2 separate regions of the Homo sapiens genome follow, and region 2 is linked to region 1. A link is a contact called in ENCODE Hi-C data. All regions are on one chromosome and are shown on one strand. The core of a region is the stretch at or near the end of the contact, and the rest is flanking DNA. Distances in the headings are between cores, read along the strand shown. Region 1 holds the start of PLCXD3 (phosphatidylinositol specific phospholipase C X domain containing 3). Region 2 holds the start of C6 (complement C6).

The links. Hi-C counts contacts between places; a loop is a spot of excess contacts on that map. Pooled maps may share reads with other maps.
Region 2: a pooled map of left cardiac atrium shows a loop between it and region 1 (2.1-fold over the local background). The contact joins the promoter of C6 here to the promoter of PLCXD3 in region 1. A Hi-C loop is called at or near these places in 1 of 50 pooled maps.

Annotation. Positions count from the first base shown.
Region 1 is chr5:41,507,816-41,513,465 of GRCh38, reverse strand. It overlaps PLCXD3 (phosphatidylinositol specific phospholipase C X domain containing 3), which reads left to right and starts at 2,865. Exons shown (of 3, transcript NM_001005473.3): 1 at 2,865-3,042. The coding sequence starts at 2,940. RefSeq lists an enhancer at 2,511-3,339.
Region 2 is chr5:41,210,489-41,216,138 of GRCh38, reverse strand. It overlaps C6 (complement C6), which reads left to right and starts at 2,607. Exons shown (of 18, transcript NM_000065.5): 1 at 2,607-2,763.

The DNA of each region.
Region 1 (5,650 bases), core at 1,616-4,115:
AGAGTTTGGCAGTAACTTCTAGTTAATTTGCAAGTGGGTGTGATGGTTTATTTTATATGTCAACTTGGCTAGGCTGTGATGCCCAATTGCTTGGTCAAACACTAGTGTAGATGTTGCTGTGAAGATGTTTGTCAATGTGATTAACATTTATAATCATTTAACTTTGAGTAAAGTGCATTACCTGTTATAATGTGGGTAGGCCTTATTAAATCAGTTGAAGGCCTTAAGAACAAAGACTAAAGCTATCTGAAGCAGCAGCAATTCTGCCTCAAAACTGCAGCATAGAAGTCCTTCCTGAGTTCCTGGCCTGCTGGCCTGCTCTGCAGATTTTGAACTCAAGACTGCAAGAACAATTCTTATCTCATGTTCCAGGCTTCCAGTTTGCCCTACATATATTGAACTTGCCAGCTCTCACAATCATATGAGACAATTTCTCTAAAATAAATCTCTTTCTCTCTATATATATACTACTGGTTCTGTTTCTCTGGAGAACCTTGATTAATCCAGTGACAAAATTAAAGCCCAGAGAAATTACATGATTGTCCCAATGTGTTTTAGTAAGTGGTAGCAGGGTTGGTGATAGAAAGATGGAGAAACTGGGTCATATAATTGCCCAAAATATTGATTATAAGGCTGGGAAAGAAATTCACAACTATCAACTTTCAGGCCTATCTTTTTTCATGGGTTGCATGTAGAAAATGATAATAACTTATATTAAACCAAGACATTTAAAATCCTGAAATGCAAATCAGATGAAACAGAGAAGGGACTGTTAGTTTGTTTTGCCAAAAGATAGTATGATTCTTTATAGAGGGGAACTTTCCTCACCAGTTAAGGTGGTTTCATTTTGTAAAAAATGCTTTGTAAATTTTTAGGGCCACATAAGCTCAATATACTTTAACAGGGCATGTTTCTAAAATGTGTCTTATTAAAAATGTACCCCAGATTCAATAATTATTTCATGCTTTTGAAAAAAATACTTCATAAGTATAGAAAAGACAAAGAGTGGTAAATACACATATCCTGTTATCTTAAACATGTATGCACTCTCTTCTGGAAGCTTCACCACAAATCTCTGAGTTCTTATTACCACTTTATAATGGAGAAAACTGGGGCTAGCAGAGACTAGAGGACTTGCCCAAACTACTCAGAGACAGAGCAGCTGACCACTAGATTTGAATTTTCCTCATTGCCTTGCAATCATGCCCTGAGACCACCAGCATTAGGTGGTGTTTGTAGGTTTCTTACAGAAGGGTGGTGTTTGTAGATCTCTTGACCAAGAGTCCTATAGTAAGCTAAACTATCATCCTAATTAAAAGGATATGTGGGTTCTATTGTACTAGCATGTATATTAAGATTTATTTGGGGAAAATTTTCAGTATATCTCTTCCTCATCACTAAAGATAACTGTACCATGTCCTCTTGAAGGTATGAATTTATTTTACAAGGGGCATGGAAAATTTGATAACCAAAATAAGGCGTTGCCTCTCCTCTATCTTTCCCATAGTGCTCCCCATTTGGGGGTGAATATTCTTAGGACTTAGCATCATTGTAGAAAATAAGGTAGGCTCTAGGTTTTTTCTTATTTTTTAATGCTATTTGGGATTAAATGGATTTACTAACCTTGAATAATTATTCTCATGTTTCATGGCTCTCTTTGTCTCCTATGTTGATTGTCATTTCCGCAATCTAATAGCATTTCCCATAGAAAAATAAAAATTTACACAACCCTGGCATGAAAGAACAGAGGTCTGTTTATTGCATTTCCATTTCCTGGGTTGCAAAAGCCCAGCACACTTTCAGTTCATCTCTTATAATTCCTATTCAGGCCACTGCTGCTCTCATTACATTTGTAAAACTTCATCTCTCTCCTTTTACTCATCTGAGAGCAGGTGGACCCAGACAGTTCTTTGGAGGCCCAGTGAGTGATTTCTCTTGAGAGAGGCACATCTTTCCAGTCTGCAAAGGAATGAAAATGCAGACAGTCACATAGATCACTTTGAATGGTGCCAAATACATTCCACCAAATGCTACTGGCAATAATTAGAGCATGTCACTGGGAGATGTGGCGATTTTCTTCCAGCATAAGGCTCCAGTCTTACCCTGAGTGCCATGAAACTGACAGGACAGAGGCAGTGTTCTCCATGGAAATAATGTAGACTTCTCATGATCTGAGAAAAGAAGGGGGAGTAGCATTTCTTGACTTTGAAATGTCTGGAGCAAGGTACCCAGGATTAAGTAGGAACCACCTAGAATTTACCATGCCCTTCACTGACTCATACTTACCAGCTATTTCACAAAGTAGGCAAAAGAGTGAATAAAGATAATCATTTTTTAATAAACAGGGTTGTGGTCTCTGGCTGAGGAAAGGTATAACCTGTTGTAGATTACAAAAAGGAAAGCTCTTTGATAAGGACGGAAAGCCCTGAAACCCAGCATGAGAAGTCTGTTCCTCAGGAGGCAATAACATCCCAAAGTCTGCTAGGATTTTAGGTTCAAGTGCAAGACTGTCTTTCATACAAACAGGACGAGAAAGTCACAGCAAAGGATCGAGCAAGCCATGGGCAAAGCAGTTGGAAAAAAATGAATAGAAAAGAAAAATAAGAAACCAGGGAAAGCTGCAGAATGGCGAGGAAAGGCAGAGACGCCTAGGAAGGATAAGACGGGAGGAGGGGGTTGGGGAGGGAGGGGAGAGCGGAGAGAGCTGAGCACGGACGTCAGGAACAAAAGCTCCAGCGGAGTCTGGCGGAGGCACTAAGGGAGCACGGGGTGTTTTGAATAATTATTAAAATTAGCATGTGTCTGCGCCATCCTGTGGGTGTGGCGCAGAGAGGAGTGTAAACTCTAGCGGGGCTAGAGCAAACATTGGATTAGCGGCAGCAGCCTGCCAGCCTGCCCGAGGAGTGCTGGGACCAGCGCGCTGCACGCCGACTGGCACGATGGCCTCGTCTCAGGGGAAAAACGAGCTGAAATTAGCCGACTGGATGGCAACTCTGCCGGAGAGCATGCACAGCATCCCCCTCACCAATTTAGCCATTCCAGGTAGGCGCGCAGGGGCTGCGGGCTAGGCGCTCGGCGCCCGCTCCACCTGCCCCGCCCTGCTTTATCTGCCACTAAGTGGTAACTTGCCACGATGCCCGCGGGAGGGAAACTCGTCTTCCAGGGTGGGTCTCAGGCCAGGCGAGCGCGTGCCGGGTAGCCTTGGGCTTCCTGGCGTTTTCCAAACCCCTAAGGACCGAGGCGCTAGAGTCAAGGTGACTGCTTTTCTCCTGGGCTTTTGAAGCAGGTTGTATGCGGAGGACTGGGGCAGAGGAGAAGCTGGGCTCCAGGATGGTGCCTCGTGACCCCCTCCTATGGTTTCTCCTGCAGATTTGGGGAAGTGGGAGAAATCTCTGGGTCTGCGGGGTGACCGTGTGTGAAGAACGCGAGCTAGTGTCAGGGGCTCGCCTTCGGTGCAAGGACCTGAGTCTATCCCTGGCATGGAATTGGGCGGATTTGATAGATTCTCGGCTACAGTCATTAATATTCGTCCCCAATCTCCTTTAAAAAGACAAAGCGCTTCCCGAAGAGTGATGAAAGTTCAGGGACCAGAGGCGGCGTGATAGCTGCCCTTGAAAAGGAGCCCAAGGGGGCGACGGGCAGAGGGCACCATTTCGTATCGGTTTGGACCCCGGGGGACCTGGCCGAGTGGCCGCTGTCTCGAGTCTGGTCCAAGTGCGTGTTGGCAACACACTTCGCCCAGGTCAAAAAAGCAAACCCTTGCGGACCGTATGTTTACTGCTCGGGACAGAAGCTGGGCAGGGGAACCTGCGTGACCTGAGCGGAGGGGTGGGATTAATAGGCAAATAGTACGGAAAAGGTGACTGAGAATGTGTCCAGACAGTCTAGAAGGAAAGAAGCGTGGACAAAGCGAGGAAGAGACCTGAGGGATCAAGAAGCTTCAGCTTGATGTGTGCGACTTGGACCAGAGACTGGGCAGGTTTCTAGGGTGGCAGCTCCTAACAACCCCCTAGATCAGGTATCCAGGAGTGAGGGTCGTTTCAGGACAGTTTACAACAATGACAGCTGGGACACGGCCATACTTTATTGTCAATTTGGCTATGCAGTTGGGCTGGGGGAGCACACACTTGATCTTTTCAGAGCTGGGCTGGAGGGCAAATTACTCATGAACAGTTCACTTCTGGCCCTGAGCTGAGCTGGGCTATTAAACTCAACGTTATGGTCTACCTCCTCTTGATCTGCCCCATCCAGCGCCCCCTCTCAGCTGTTGGAGGAAAACATAATAAAGAAAAAAACAACAAAAACAAAAACAAAAGAAGGGTTATTTTGAAAATCACTAGATGCTCCAACCAAGAGTGCTGCCATTGATCAGTCCCTCAAATCAATGGTTGTTAGTCAAGTGGATGTTTGGCAGCAATGGCAGGCACAGGCTACTACAAGTGCTATCCACAGAAGGGGCTGTCTCCTTTCGTCCTTCTTCAACAGATAGCTTGCTACCGGCCAGGAATCTCCAAGGAAAAGAACCAACCCCAGCTTCTCCATGCAGCACTTATTCTGCTACCTAGGCAAGCCTGGAGATTGCTCTTTTCAAGGAGACAGTAGAAAGCACAACTTTGGCATAACTCCATTCTCACTTCCACAGGCATTCCCATTCCTTTTCTTCCTTCATTTTTATTTGGATTTTAGACAGCTTCTTTCACATGGTTTCCCCTGAATGTTTTTATATGCATAGAAGGTAAGAAGGGCAATCACTGTGATGCAAACCTTCTGGCAGGTGACTCTCTAGAGCTACAGGATTAAAAGCCTATGTTTGTTTATCTAGTTCTGAGATGGTATGATATCTTTTTGAGTCTACCTTACATTTCTGTAATATTTCACTTTTCAAAGCCCTGTTATGTACACCAGCTCACAAAATCCTTCTAAAACCCCATGAAGCAGGGAGTGCTGGCACTATTACCTCCATGTCACAGATGAAAAAACTGAAGCTAAGTGAAGACAAATGACTTACTATTTATCCCTATCAGTTCAGGGATCTGACCCCTTACTTGGACCTTTGGGAAGATACCCTATGAATTTTGGAGGGAAAGGCTTTGTGATTTGTATCTGGATGATTCAGCAGCAACTGTGACTAACCAGGGTTAAGAAAAAAGGAACTAAGCATTAGTGGGAACACAGTAATTTTCCTTTCCTGCCCTGGGACAAAATAAAAACCTGAGGTGAGAGATTTTGGTATCTGGGTGATCTTAGAGTACAGACATAAAGATGATGACATTGGGCTTCCATGGGAATTTATATTGTTTTCCCAGCTCCTGTTGGTATTATACTCAAATGGATCTCCTGTAAAGCTTCCCCTTCTCACTCCAATACTTGTGAGAAAAAATAGACCAACATTTTTCATCAAATCTATACTCCTGAATACTCGCATGTTTCTGTAAATTTGTTTGGAAGATCCACATATATAAAAAACCAGGTTTAAAAACAGGTTTGGCACCTTTTTGCATTACTCAGCACTAAGAATTTTTGGAGGAAAAAAAGATATTCAAACTTTGATAGTCAGAGAAGACTAATTGGAGACTATTAAACACTAATGGAATAATTGCCTTAAAATCATGCTAATAGCTTCCTGGCTGCTACATGTTTACTTGGCCAG
Region 2 (5,650 bases), core at 1,358-3,857, 300 kb after region 1:
GAGAAGACACAAAGAGTGTGGAAGCCTGAGGTCCAAAATACCTTCTGTTTCCTCCATATTTGAGAGTTTTGATCTATGATCCCCCAATTGAAATAGTTCAATCTGCCATTTCACTTTATCTACTCACATATTGACTGACAAAGCACACTCTGAAGAGTTTTTGAAATAGATGGGGTCATTAGCCTTGGCTCTAATAAGAAATTATAGTACTTTTGCTATAATGATAAGTTGGCATGTGAATACTTAGCATGTGAAAAAGCCTTCAGATAGCAGCTTCCATTGTTCATTATTTTATATTTGTGGTTATTTTCTTGGCAGAAAATACCATTTGGCTATGAATCTATTATCATTAAAAGAGGAATAATGGTTTTTAACAGAATACATATTCTCCTTCTGGTAAAATGATAATTGCTCCATCTTAACTCTCCATGTCCTGGCCCTCATTTTCTCCTGCACCCTTCTGTTTTTTTACAATTATATGCTTTCTACTGGTCAGTCAATAGCAACTATCTACCTTATGAAAATAGGAGATTTTGTGTGAGAAGGTCTTCTGTGTTACCAGCCAAAACTTCAGAAGGCCTGCAGTTGCTGAAGCAACTCAGCCAGTGCCAGTAAACTTCATAGCAGACTTTGTTTTTCAGCAGCACACATCTAAATATTGTTTAGAGAACACCTATATTCTTTGCATGCACAGAGTCAGACCTGAGCACAACTGCACACAAGTATTCAATTCCTAGCTCTGAAACAATCACCTACTCATCAGTCCCAATTAGCCTACTTCTACTTCCCAAAGCCACTGGACACTTTGTTGTATGTATCAGACCAGAAATATTTCTCTCTGGGTTGCAACTTTTCCTATAAGGGCCAGACGGTAAATATTTTAGGCTTTTCAGGCTGGAGAGCCTCTGTTGCCAGCTTCTTAACTCTACCATTGTAGCACAAAAGCAACCATAAACAATGGCCAATTGTGTGACTTTATTCCTATAAAACGTTATTTACAAAAACGGGCATCAGGCTAGTTTACCAATCCCTGCTCTAGAAAAAGGACTCATGAGTGAGATATGTCATTTAACCTTCCAAAAGAACCCAAGATGGAGAACCCAAATACATTGTTGAAAAGATTCTAGATTCTTAGTTGGTGCTGGGTCAATTCTAGTGTTTGGATCACAGACATTCGCATTCCATCTCAAGGATTTCCCCTTACCATCCTTAACTCTCTCCACCTGTGTTTTTCCAGTGCCACAGCATACAATCTTACTTCTCTGTCCTCTTCATAGCCCACATTACAAATAAAGTCCTCTTTAAGCTCATCCTACTGGCACCTAACTTTGCATCTCTCTGTATTATGACTTCCAGTATTTGCCTTTAGCTCCAAACACCTTGAACTCAGGACAAATGAATTTTATTTTAGGACCTCAAAGACCAATTAAAGAAAGAAATATGCAAATTAAATGACATATATTCTTGTCCAATCACCAAATATTTCTTTTCCTGTTTATCTTCTCAGGTAATCAAGGGTGAAGCTGCTATCCCAGCCCCAAACTAGCTTCAACACTGGTCTGCAGCACACCACTCTACTTTCTCTTTAGGCCCAAATTTCAATCTTTAAAATCTCAATGTAGTATAAGAGAGAGAAAAAAGACTGGAAATCAGATCATCTGTATTCCAGTTCTGACTTACTCTGGCCTTGGGAAAGTTACTACCATGTATATTAAACTATGTGACCTTTGAGTGGTGGGTTCCCAGCTGTGTTTCAAGTAATCTTTAGACTTGCTGAGATCATCATTTCCCACCATGTGATAAAAATCTAAGCTGTCTAAGGAATATTTGTTTTAGTTGTTTTCTACTGCTTTGAAAAAAGTTTGAAAAACACTTGTTTTACAAATGAGGGACCAGTGTTCCAATGAGGTATAGTGATTTATTGAAGCTCACATAGCTGGTAGCTGCTTAGTGCAGAAACAAGACTAGAATATGTATCCACATTCTCAGTCCCTATAGTTTTTTTTCTTTTCTATTGCACTATTTTGTTCTGCTTCACCTTAGGATGAAATCCATTTTACTTCAATCTAAAGTTAAATTGCAACCATTTCAGAGAAGCGTAATCATCATTACATATAAAGAGCCCATTTGATCATTGCTATTTTAATTCTTTCCAAATTAAATTTTCTGTTTGGTTTTGCTGGCATATAGAAACACTTTTTACTATAATAAACTTGTGTTGATAAATCATACTAAATTCATTTATTAATTCTAATGTTTGTAGATTCTTTTGAATTTTCTACATACACAATCACATTGTCTCCAAAAACATTTCTTAAATAGTTACCAATAACTATTCTATAATCAAAAACTAAGAATCTATACATTCCTAAGGGGGGCAGCAATTTTAAGCAATTAATCTAAAGGATTCTTTAAAATGGAAAGAGAGATTTCTATGCAGTAGCAATAGCTACTACAATAGCCCTTGAATTGAAAACTCACTGAAAATTCAGGACTCTGTGTAACATCCAACACCCAGAGTTTCAGGGTTACTACTGATTGGTGTAATCATTTGCAAAGTTCAAGTTCCAGAGAACATTTATTTTGACAACCCTCTAGGTGTTGCTAGGCTTCTGGGATATGACAGCATTGCCTTGTGTTAGCTAGCAATAAGAAAAGAAGCTTTGTTTGGATTAACATATATACCCTCTTCATTCTGCATACCTATTTTTTCCCCAATAATTTGCAGCTTAGGTCCGAGGACACCACAAACTCTGCTTAAAGGTGAGTAATATGATGATTTCATTTTCAATCTTAATATTTCAAAATTGTTAATCATGTTTCCAACAAAATTACAATTTCATGCATAAAAATATGTAACTCAGACTATAACCATTTCTTTGTCTTTCTTTTTTATAATTGCTTTGTTTAAATCTGAAAAGAACCAGAGGTCATGTTTTTTAAACAAATGTCATTCCAGAGGACATTTGAGATCAAGTTTCTCTATGAGTTAAATTAGTTAAAAGTAAAGCAAACATACTCTTTAGCCAAGGTCAGTCATGCACCTGGACTACCCAGCTTACCTTGGCGATAGTAAAGGTAGAAAGATAGAAAGGCTCATTTCTTGAGCCTCTGGGCATGCACAGAAAAAAATAATAAGAAATAAGAAATTCAGTAAGTTTACATGGAGATGTAAAGGAAGAACCTATAGCTGGGGATAAACTAGAGCATCCTCAGAAATCTGTTGGGTAAGATATGCTGAACTGCCTTGCAGACAAATGGTTCATGTGAGTAAAATACATTAGAAAGTGACAGGTTAGAATAAGATGGGCTTCATTTTAATTGAAATTCTCTAAATGCTCATAAAGCTATCATCAATGGTTCAATGGGATCACTGATTTTTGGAAAACTCAAGAGGGGATGGCAACTATGAGAAAACTGAAGAATTTCTGCTTTTCTACGATGGCACTGAAGTGGAAGACTTTTTTCCTATCTTCCTCTATTGACCGAACATTCTTTTATTCTATGTTTGTATGAAAATTGTACAGTAATGGGTAAAATGCCTGTGTGTAATTTTAGATACCTCCAGAATGCCTAGAGATGTGGAAATTAATAAATAAGAAACCATATAATACAATATGCTAGGCCATCATAACAAAAAAATTCAGAGAAGTAATTATTTTTATTTGATTAAAAATTGTTGCTGGGCTTGGTGGCTCACGCTTGTAATCCCAGCACTTTGGGAGGCCGAGGCAGGTGAATCACAAGGTCAGGAGTTCAAGACGAGCCTGACCAAAATGGTGAAACCCCGAGTTCACTAAAAATACAAAAATTAGCTGGGTGTGGTGGCAGGGGCCTGTAATCCCAGCTACTCGGGAGGCTGAGGCAGAGAATTGCTTGAACCCAGGAGGCTGAGTTTATAGTGAGCTGAGATCCTGCCACTGCAGTCCAGCCTGGGTGAAAGAATGAAACTCTGTCTCAAAAAAATAAATAAATAAAAATAAAATTGTTTTAACATAAAACAATTTGTATTCCTAATAATAGAATATTAAAAAAGAAAAGCTACCAATTAGCTCTTTCATTAGTACCTCATCAAATAAGTTTTAATGTTACCATCTTAATTTATATCAGGCTCCATATTGCCTCAGAACAGTTATAGCTTAAAGAGCGATCAGAATATTTTATAAGGGTTCTGTTTTTGCAGTTTTTGATGATAATTGGAATAAAACTCACCCATACCTTTCAAGCTTTTGGAAGTTAAAAGACAGTGTCTGCTGAGAACTGAGAATTAGTAATCTCTTGCAATTTAACTTCTCCAAATTATTTACATGAAAATTTCACCAGAAGCTTTAAGAATTTGTTTTCTCTACAATTGAGGAAATATTCTGGAAGATATCTGTCTTGTCCAACATCTAATAAGAAAAAAAAACAACAACAAAGTATCTATTTAGTTTTTCTTGCTGAAAAGGTCCCTGTATGAGAAAATTCCAATTTTGGCAGTGGGGGGCAAGGGTGAAGGGTATAGGGGAGTGGCTTCTCTAGTCTATCTAGTGGTTGAAAGGAAAGCTTCACATTATTTGGGAGCCTCAGCTCCCAAATGTTTGGGACTCACATTATATGTCTGATCACGACTTAAATTCTATCTGGCTACTATTGTCCCAATACCCTGTGGTTCTGTGTTGCTGAGGAAAACCAGGAAAGGCGAGTTACTTACCGACGAACTAGAATCAGCTTGCAAGTGGAGTGGGAAAAAAAGCCCCTCATTTTTTTTTATTATACTTTAAGTTCTAGGGTACATGTGCACAACGTGAAGGTTTGTTACATATGTATACATATGCCATGTTGGTGTACTGCACCCATTAACTCGTCATTTAGCATTAGGTATATGTCCTAATGCTATGCCTCTCCCCTACCCCCACCCCACTACAGGCCCCGGTGTATGATGTTCACCACCCTGTGTCCAAGTGTTCTCATTGTTCAATTCCCACCTATAAGTGAGAACATTCAGTGTTTGGTTTTCTGTCCTTGTGATAGTTTGCTCAAAATGATGGTTTCCAACTTCATCCATGTCCCTACAAAGGATATGAACTCATCATTTTTTATGGCTACATAGTATTCCATGGTGTATATGTGCCACATTTTCTTAATCCAGTCTATCATTGATGGACATTTGGGTTGGTTCCAAGTTTTTGCTATTGTGAATAGTGCCACAATAAACATATGTATGTATGTGTCTTTATAGCAGCATGATTTATAATCCTTTGGGTAGATACCCAGTAACAGGATGGCTGGGTCAAATGGTATTTCTAGTTCTAGATCCTGGAGGAATCACCACACTGCCTTCCACAATGGTTGAACTAGTTTACAGTCCCACCAACAGTGTAAAATGTTCCTATTTCTCCACATCCTCTCCAGCACCTGTTGTTTCCTCACTTTTTAATGATCGCCATTCTAACTGGTGTGAGATGGTATCTCACTGTGGTTTTGATCTGCATTTCTCTGATGGCCAGCGATGATGAGCATTTTTTTCATATCTCTGTTGGCTGCATAAATGTCTTCTTTTGAGAAGACATTTCTCAAATGTCAAGGGTCTGTTCATATCCTTTGCCCACTTTTTGATGGGGTTGTTTGATTTTTTCTTGTAAATTTGTTTGAGTTCTTTGTAGATTCT